Regions from separate parts of the Homo sapiens genome. Here region 1 is linked to region 2. Evidence: chromatin loops called from intact Hi-C (ENCODE). Cell type or tissue: GM12878. All regions are shown on one strand. Links, peaks and the distances in the headings refer to the core of each region. The heading gives the core; the rest is flanking DNA.

Region 1 (4,407 bases), core at 125-4,124, 430 kb before region 2:
GGGTCAGGAGAGAAGTCTGGCCAGGTGACAGGGACAGTGCCGAATGGCATGACCTTAGTGAGCTCCACTTTCAAGAGACTGGCTATTAGCCTTCAACTCAAGTTTACAGATGCAGTACTGTACTGTTCTTAGAAAGGAAAACCATGCATTTCTAAACTCATAAGAAATAGGTGGAAAAAAACCAGAAATATCATTTGTTTTTAAATAAAAATATAATGATCATGTATATTCCCTTCACATAGGAAAATCACATGGAGAGTGAAAATATCAGAAAGTCGCTAATGTTGGGCTTAGAACTGATCAAAGAGTTTTGTGTACGATAGACTGCCTAATGGTACCAGGCCTGACAGCCTGCAGTGTCCCCCTCACATCAAGAATGACCTCTGAAGGCAATATTTCCAAAGACTTGCGGGTAAGGTACTCCTCTGTCTTCCATATTACGTTGTGAAGGAACATCATTCCTTCCTTTTTAAATATTCAACCAGTCTGATGCCAAACATTCATCTAACATAAATATGGGAAAATGTTAAACAATATATTTTGAACATACCAGATACCATATTCATTTTATTTGTTGGCTACTACCTGATGTTTTAGGAAGCTCTTCTGGGTTAGGTTATTCAAAATACCCTTAAGCAGAGTTCCCCTAAAATCACTGATTGGCTTTTCAAGTAAATAGTGTCTTTGTTATCAAATAAAAGCATTATTTCTTTTTGTTCTTAGAAAAAATAACCTGTAATGAGAGAGCAAATATGTAACTTCTACACGCATGGGATAGGAAATCCTAATTAAAATAATATAGTTACGTTTCTCTACTCCAGTATTCACTGTATTTGTAAATTAAAAACAAGAGAAACATTCTAATTTCACAAGCTTCATGTATAAACCCTAGCAAAATGTTCAACTTGACTTTTACTATAAACTGAGAGCTGTTCTCCACTGGAAAAAAAATCTGTTTCCTGAGAAATATCGTTTAAGAAGCCGTAACCATTTACAATTACAGTGTTTATCACAGAAAGCCATGCACTCATTATTTACACATGTAGGTGAAGTATGTCTACAAAAGGCAGCCGTATGATCCATCTGTTTCTGGGAGTAATAAATCTGAAATGGTCCCCTTTGAAATAAAATGTGCAAATATGCTTGGTGACCCAGACTTTAAAGTTATGTTCTTATCTGGATCTCTGTGTCACCATTGATTGTTACTCAACTCTTCATAGGGTGACTTTCTTTCAATTCACTCTCAGTGATTCTCTCATGTCATTCACTTATTGAGAAGAGCTCTAGATATTAATAAACATCTGATATTAACATACTAAATGCCAAATAGGTAATGTTTCACACATAGATAAGTTCTGGGTTTGGTAAAAAGTTCTATGTTGATACCACATTCAATTAACCTTCTTAAAACACCCTGGACATTCAGTATGCTTTCAAGAGATACAACAGTGGACTGCGTATTACTCATAAGGCTGGATTTAACTACAGTAAGACGTCTGTATGATTGATGAAAATAATTGGCAATTTAGAGAGACTATAGTATGATGGTTATGAATATGGGCTTTCTAGAACTTAAAATATGTGTTTGACACTGTCTAGCTCTGAAACTGTGGGACCAGGGACAAGTTAATACTGTCTCCAAGCTTTCTTCATGTGAAAAATGGGGTAGTATTACCTCTCTTAAAATGACAGTGGGTGTTAAATGAGATAATGCATGTAACATGCTTACCATGGTATCTGGCACGAAATAAATGGATATAATTATAAAAATGATATATGTGACTTTCCTAGTCCCACTGATACTCTAACTTCATTGAAATCAGTTATATCATCAATTTAAAATGCTATAGATTCTTCGTATGGATTTATTTCTCAATAATAGTACACTTCAAAAGTACAGTCTTCCAATGTGGCCATTTCTGCAATATAGTTTACAGGACTTAGAGTGATATTCTTAGTCTACTGAGTGGGACTTTCCCAGGTGTCTAGTACCTCACCATGACGTCAGGTTTTAAATACTTTTGTGAAGCTTTGGCACAGCTGCTGGGGGAGATACACTGATGGTGTTACTCTCTCCTTTATCATGTCTTACGACAGTTCAGAATGCCACACTAAGTTCTATATTAAGCTAACCTTTTTCTAAACCACAGTCATGAAAATTGGGGGAGATGACATTTGACTTTACTACTTGTAAATGACCTTTCTTTGATTCAATTCCCTTTTCCATAGCTCACGCCCTCTTTCAGAGTTATAAAACAGAAAATGGCTCCCCAGTTCTATCCCTATATGGTTCTCAATTCCCTAGGTTGTAACCATCTGGCTATAAAAATGGGGAAGGTGAATTCTCTGGATTATTTCCTTTACTATCTGTTGGTAATGTGTTCCTCTATTTTTTTTTTTTTTCAGCTTAACAGGATTGTTAAGCAAGTGATTAGACTTTGCTTTACTGTGAAAGAATTTTGGTTTATAAAGAGTTGAAGCTTCTCACAAACACTGGGTATGTACTTCCACAAGCTTTTCACAGGATTAAAAAGACAGTATCATACTGCTATTGGCACTGGTTTAACCACCAAATGTTTCCCTTGAGATGCAACCTGTCATCACTCTGCTTTAGAGTATGGATCTCTCTTGCAGAATCCAACCTTTGATATCACAGATCGTTAGGTTAATCTGTCCTATTTTCACCTCCCAATTCCAAAGTCAAATGATTATGTTTGGTTTTCCTGCTGGTCCCCAGCAAAATAAGTTTCTTTTTAATCTCTTGCATGTAGCTGCGGAAAAATATTCCAAATAATGAGTTTTTTTTTTGTCCTGTATCTAAATTAATGCTCACCAGGCGTCTTCTCCTTTGTTACCCTCTTTTGGTAAGTTATTTCTTTACAAAGTTGAATCATATCTTTTTCATTTCTTGAATTAACACTTCATTGAGGATTCCAATAACTTCCCTGTACTTTTTGTGCTCTAAAATTTTAGGGTTTCTTCTCAATCCTTTTTAGAGTTGACTTTGAGCATCACCACTTGACCCAGTTCAAAATTCCCTTGTTTTTGCATTAATGGAACTCATTTTATCAAATGCTGAACAAATCTGCATTTTAAAAGCAATTATGGTGGGTTTTAATGACATCTTTAAAAATGTGTGCTTTCATTTTTTTCAGGAACCTCTCTGGTCCTCACCCCACTGGTTTAACTCCCGTAATTTATCATTCTCATTTGGGATAGAGTTAGCTTATCACCTGCTCTACAGCAAAACACTCTCTCTGGAAGAAATCTGATAGTATTCTATCAACGTGTGAATTTAAGTCATAATGTTACCTTTTTTAGGGACATGAGTATTTGCATAAGAGCCTTATCTCTAATTGCAAAGTGACACTCTTAAGACTGTTAAAAGAAACTATTGTTCAAGGTAGATGGAATTAGAAGACCCTCAGCATGTGGGACTTATATGCCAGCTGAATAGACCCCAGACTATCAGTGCACTCAGGGAAGTAAAGTTTGACAGTATTTATATGCTTTACTTATGAACTGGATTTGGTATCTTAGAATATTTTCTTTGAAAAGGTAGTTCCATTTTTGGCTTTCTTGCTTCTTCATAGTGCCAATCTAGGTCAACAGGAGTAAGTGAGACCATTGTTCCATATCCCGCTTAAAAAGAGAACACTACTTCAAAGACAAGAACAACATCACCTGACAAAAATAAAAGAAGTTATCGGTTTTAAAACATTGTGCTTATGTGTGCCTGTTATTCTTAACTTTTTCAGGGATTCAAGTTATTTTAGGGTACCTATTCTGGTTGATTATATATCTAGCACAATAAAGCCATTTAAATAAAAAAATATAGAATTCATTTCCAAAAATTTCTTCTTTGATTTTAGGAAAGAATTATAATTTTCCAAATTGTCCCCTCCCACCTTCTGCTAAAAAGACCCCCAAAACTTAAAAACGTACAATTAATTCCTTGAGCAAACAAAAGGGGATTTTACCCAAATTCCTTTAAAGGGTACTTAGGGCTTTTAAATCTAAAATAGATAAAACAAACTACCCAAAGAAAACAAAACCAATACTCCACAATGTACCTTTTAGCTATATTGCCTTGTAAAATTTTTCTTTTGCTGATTACACTTAGTGATTACAAAATTAAACCTGCTGCATTTCTTGATAGTCACCCTGGTTCATGAATTGTCAGGTGGTAACAGGAAATAATTCATTTTTGAAACAGAGGCATTACATAAATGTATTTTATTCCAAATTGCATTTTATATACAATGTTAGCCACTTTTCATATTTATATTTGCAAAATTAATATATAAATGTTAAAAATATATATTTATATATAATTTTATTTTTAATTTATGTAACATTTTATTTTATATACATTTTGTAAATATAACTGTTATCTACCAAGAGGTT
Region 2 (4,407 bases), core at 295-4,294:
TTAAAAAATAATTTAATTATATGTAGTGTTTTCATGAGTCTTCCTGCTACTAGAGCTAATTATGCCATTTCTCTTCCTCTGTTCTTAACTGTCTATGTGATAAATTGAAATGCTTTGCATACAAGATCATTCATATTATTGCCCCCTTACCTATCTAGTCTCAACTCCTGTCACTCTCCCTGACCACAGAAAATATTCCATATACTTTTATGTCTACATACTTTTTTACATACTATATTTTGTATTTGGAACGTTCACTTAGTCACTCTACAAATTCTATCTAAAATCTGGATCAAATTTTATTTCTGTAAATCTGTTCTTTGTCCTCTCCACCTCTTCCTCTCTTCCAGGTCTTAAACTCAGGCAAAATTAATGAATTGCTCCATTTTGTTCATATAGTGTTTTGTATATATCTTTGCTGTGCCTCTCATCATGTTGTAAATTGGTTGCTTATTTACATATTTGCCTCCTTAGTCAGAATGGGGATTCCACCAAGACAGTGGTCAGTATGTGTGAAAGTGAAAAAAAACTTGCTCAACTGAGGCTTATGAATATTTTATCATATATGTTATTTTATACATTTTATAATTTTAAGCTGGGCATTATGGCATGTACCTATAGTCCCAGCTACTCAGGAGGCTGAGGTAAGAGGATTGCCTAAGATGAGAGGATCTCTTGAGCCAAAGTGTTTGAGGCCAACTTGGGCAACATTAGTAAGACCCTGACCCTAAGGTAAAAAAAGTTTTCTAGCTTAGTTTTTACATTTAGATCTAGGATGCAAGTGCTGGGCATAGTGGCATATGCCTGTAATCCCAGCATTTTGGGAGGCCGAGGCAGGAAGATTTCTCAAAGCCCAGAGTTCAAGACCAGCCTGGGCAACAAAGCAAGACCCCTATCTCTACCAAAAAATAAAAAAAAAATTAAAAAAATTCAGGTGTGGTGCATACACCTGTAGTCTCATCTACTCAGGAGGCTGAGGCAGGAGGATCCCTTGAGCCCAGAAGTTCACGGCTGCAGTGAGCTATGATGGCACCGCTGTACTCCAACTTGGATAACAGACTGAGACCCTGCCTTTAAACAAGTAAAAAAATAAAAAAGTAGGATTTATTTAATTTTTGTTTATAATATGAGGTAAGAGTCAATGGGTTTTTCATTTGTTTGTTTTCTATGCAGATATCCAGTTGTTCTATTTTATTGAAAAGACTTGGCTTTTCCTGTTGAATCTCTTTTGGACTTTTGTTTAAAATAAAATTACCAGGCTCCCATATATATTGCATTATTATTTACAGTAGCCAAGATATGTGTCTTTCAATGGATGAATGAATAAAGAAAATGTGGTATAATCTACACAATGGAATAGCATTCAGTCTTCTAAAAAGCAGGACATATTGTCATCTGTGACAACATGAATGAACCTGGATGACATCACATTAAGTGAAATCAGTCAGGAATAGAAAGACAAATACCTCATGATCTCACTTATGTGCATAATCTGAAAGCACTTGAACTGATAGAAGCACAGAAAAGACAAACGAAAGTTGTGTATATTTATGGTGTACAACTTTTATTTATCAATTTAAGAATATTAGAATTTTTATTTAAAAGAGAAAATAAATAAAAATAAAATGACTATATATGTGTGGCTCGAATTCTGGAATTTCTGTTCTGTTTCCTATATATCTAATTTTTACTACTACCAAACTGATTATGAAGGTTTAGAGTAAATCTTCAAATCGGGTAGCTAATTATTTCAACTTTGTTCTTTTTAAGAAATTGCTTTGGCAACTCTAGGTTATTTGCATTTCCATATAACTTTCAGAATCAGCTTGTCAGTTTTGACAAAAAAAGCCTTTTGGAAATTTTCATCAGGATTGCATTGAATCTCTAGGTCAATTTGGAGCTAGGATACTCCTTTACAATTTAAATGCTTCTGCAAATGTTAACAACAAATTATTGGCATCATAGTGATTATGTGAATGAGAGAGATTTAGCAATAAAAGCAGAAAAGGTCTAGCAAGGATTTCATCTACTGCCATATCTCCATAATTTCGCTTAGAGGTAGCCTTAATTAAACCTTGAATAAGATTTTTCTCTAAAATAAGAAAAACAAAAAACTTATCTATACCTAAGATCCCAGCTTATAATGAAATATGTTTTGCAGTCTTTTTCCCCCTATTCTAAAGAAAAACCGCACAAGATATCTTTTTACACAAAATACCTATGCTTGTTTTAAAAACTACTGTTTCAACATGCAAACAGCCCAGTATTGAGAAATACAGGTTACTGGGTGTCGGGGAAGTACCGTCCACTTGGAACCTTGTCCTTTCTGCATACTTAAGCACCTACTGATGAGCAAAGGAAGGAAATGTTTTCATGATTTAGACAGTAATGCATCAGAAGAGTGAAAACCACTTTCAAAACTACTTCACTTGGAGAGGTATTTTGCCCCTAAAGAAGTTTTCAGAAAGCCTCAGAGGACAAATGCACAGAATTCTAGCTGCTTGAATTTTTTCTTTGACCTTTTAAAGGACTCATATTTTCCTCCATCTGCTTTTGTTTGTTAATCACTGAGTTATTTCTGTTGCTTTTTGGTGTTTAGTATGTTCACATGGGCACTTCTTATTTTGAACAAAACTTTGTAACACTCTAAGAATATATTGAAAGTAGGAAAGTACTACTTAAAACTATTATTAATAGAAGAATCCAGAATGTATTTTATCATGGAACTGAGATAATTGCTGAATGGAAAAGGCAGTTTCCTACTCATTAAATATATAAAATTTGGACTCTATACCTAGAAACATGGACTTTATTTTTTAAGATTTACTCATTTTACTCTGTACTCTTGGAAACCTTCTTTTTGCCCTAGGAAGGGTACTTGGTTCTCATTCCTAAAATGAAGGAGATGTAATTTGTAAAGTCTCCAGCTCTAACTGGAAGACAGGAATTATACAAACACTGTCTCTCAGGACTGGTTTATATCCCTAATATTTCAAACATTATTTCCACAATTATTGTCACAATATTTTCTGTTTTAACTATGGTAGCAGTGGTAATGTATTCATTCAAGAAAATATTTTCTAGACTATAGAAGGTAACTTGATTCAGATGCTTAGAAAACTTTGGTTTTGTGTATCTGTTTGATTCTTGTGCAATTATCATCCATGAAATTCAAGAAAGTCTGAGAGAAATGAAGATCAATCCTCCTCCCCAATCACTACCAAATTACTTAATTCTATCTAAACTCAGACTTAAAAAATTGGATTTTTGTAACAAACTTCTAGAGGAGTTCCACAACTTCTTGTATTATATTTGTTTTGATCTTAGTTACATATGTTACATATACATGCTCCATACATATAAACACAGAGAGAGGGAGAAATAGACCCTGATTTATTATGTTACTCCTCCTTTTTGTAAAAGATCCAGCTACTTTTTTACTTTCAGATTTGATAAATCATGCTCATTCGTTAATATACCCAAATTACCCAGTGTCCAATGCATGTCTTTTTCTGATACTAGCATGGGAGGATACCAGGACATGAGGGATCAACAACTACAGGTATTGCTCTCCTTACATCCTGTCTTCCCACAGTGTTTGTCCCCTCCCTACAGCTCTTTGGAGCCTCTGGAGCTGTTAGGACCACGATTACCATTTCATATGCACTCCTGGGAAGGAAGAAAACTCTCATGGCTGAGTGCTTCCCAAGTGCCAGGTGCTCTGTTAGGCACATAATACATGTGAGTCAGTGTTTCCCCATGGTATGTGCACCCCTGGGGGTACGCAAATCATTTTAGGTAGGGTGATCACATCATTGATTGTCTAGACTGGGACATTTTGTGAGTCAAAACAATGTTATTAATAATTACACCAGGACAACAGAAATAAACAACAGAAAGAATCCCAATGGGATTCCCCTAGTTTTAGGAGATCCATATTTATCTTTTGTGATGCTTTCCATAAATGGTAAGTGATAATGGTGATAATGATACAAAGTTTTCTTTTGAAATGTGTTTAAGTTAAAAATCATAGTAAGTAAAAAAACTGGTCTTAGCTAGACTCAATACAATTTGTGAAACATTATAAGGAATAAGAAATACTGAGGTTTGGGAAATGCTCCATTAATCTCAGCAAACCTGTGGGAAATGTTAGTGTCTTTTGTTTTTAGTTAATGTGGAGAGTGAAGCTAGAAGAGTTAAGAAATTTGCTGACGATTATACAGATAATAAATAGGTGAACTGGTATTTAAACCTAGTACTATATGGCTCACAAATCCATGGTTTTTTCTTAGTAGGAGCTCTGAGTTTTATTTTTATTTTAACCAGGGTCTTAGATTTTTCCCTCTTTCTCTTAAATTGAGAAAAGGTAGAAAAATTTCTGCTCCAGTTTAGGTAGACTCTGTGTAG

Evidence for each region. Hi-C counts contacts between places; a loop is a spot of excess contacts. Peaks named below come from ENCODE experiments on the same cell type or tissue, not always from the same donor. Only the 100,000 strongest peaks of a DNase experiment are listed, where the experiment ranks them.
Region 1: it touches region 2 in a loop (7-fold over the local background); 1 of 110 quality-filtered maps calls a loop at or near these places.

What each region holds. Positions count from the first base shown.
Region 1 is chr2:213,155,117-213,159,523 of GRCh38, reverse strand. LINC01953 (long intergenic non-protein coding RNA 1953) reads left to right here. Exons shown (of 4, transcript NR_146974.1): 2 at 243-412; 3 at 2,407-2,497; 4 at 3,594-3,708. Among named protein-coding and RNA genes, the nearest start is that of IKZF2, 5.7 kb to the right of the region's middle. RefSeq lists an enhancer at 2,168-2,237. In GM12878, for the core only: no CTCF peak of the experiment used is centred there; a DNase peak (open chromatin) is centred at 2,040; H3K27ac peaks cover 2,235 bases.
Region 2 is chr2:212,725,905-212,730,311 of GRCh38, reverse strand. No RefSeq gene overlaps it. Among named protein-coding and RNA genes, the nearest start is that of LINC01878, 67 kb to the left of the region's middle. RefSeq lists an enhancer at 2,445-2,534. In GM12878, for the core only: no CTCF peak of the experiment used is centred there; DNase peaks (open chromatin) are centred at 2,371 and 3,739.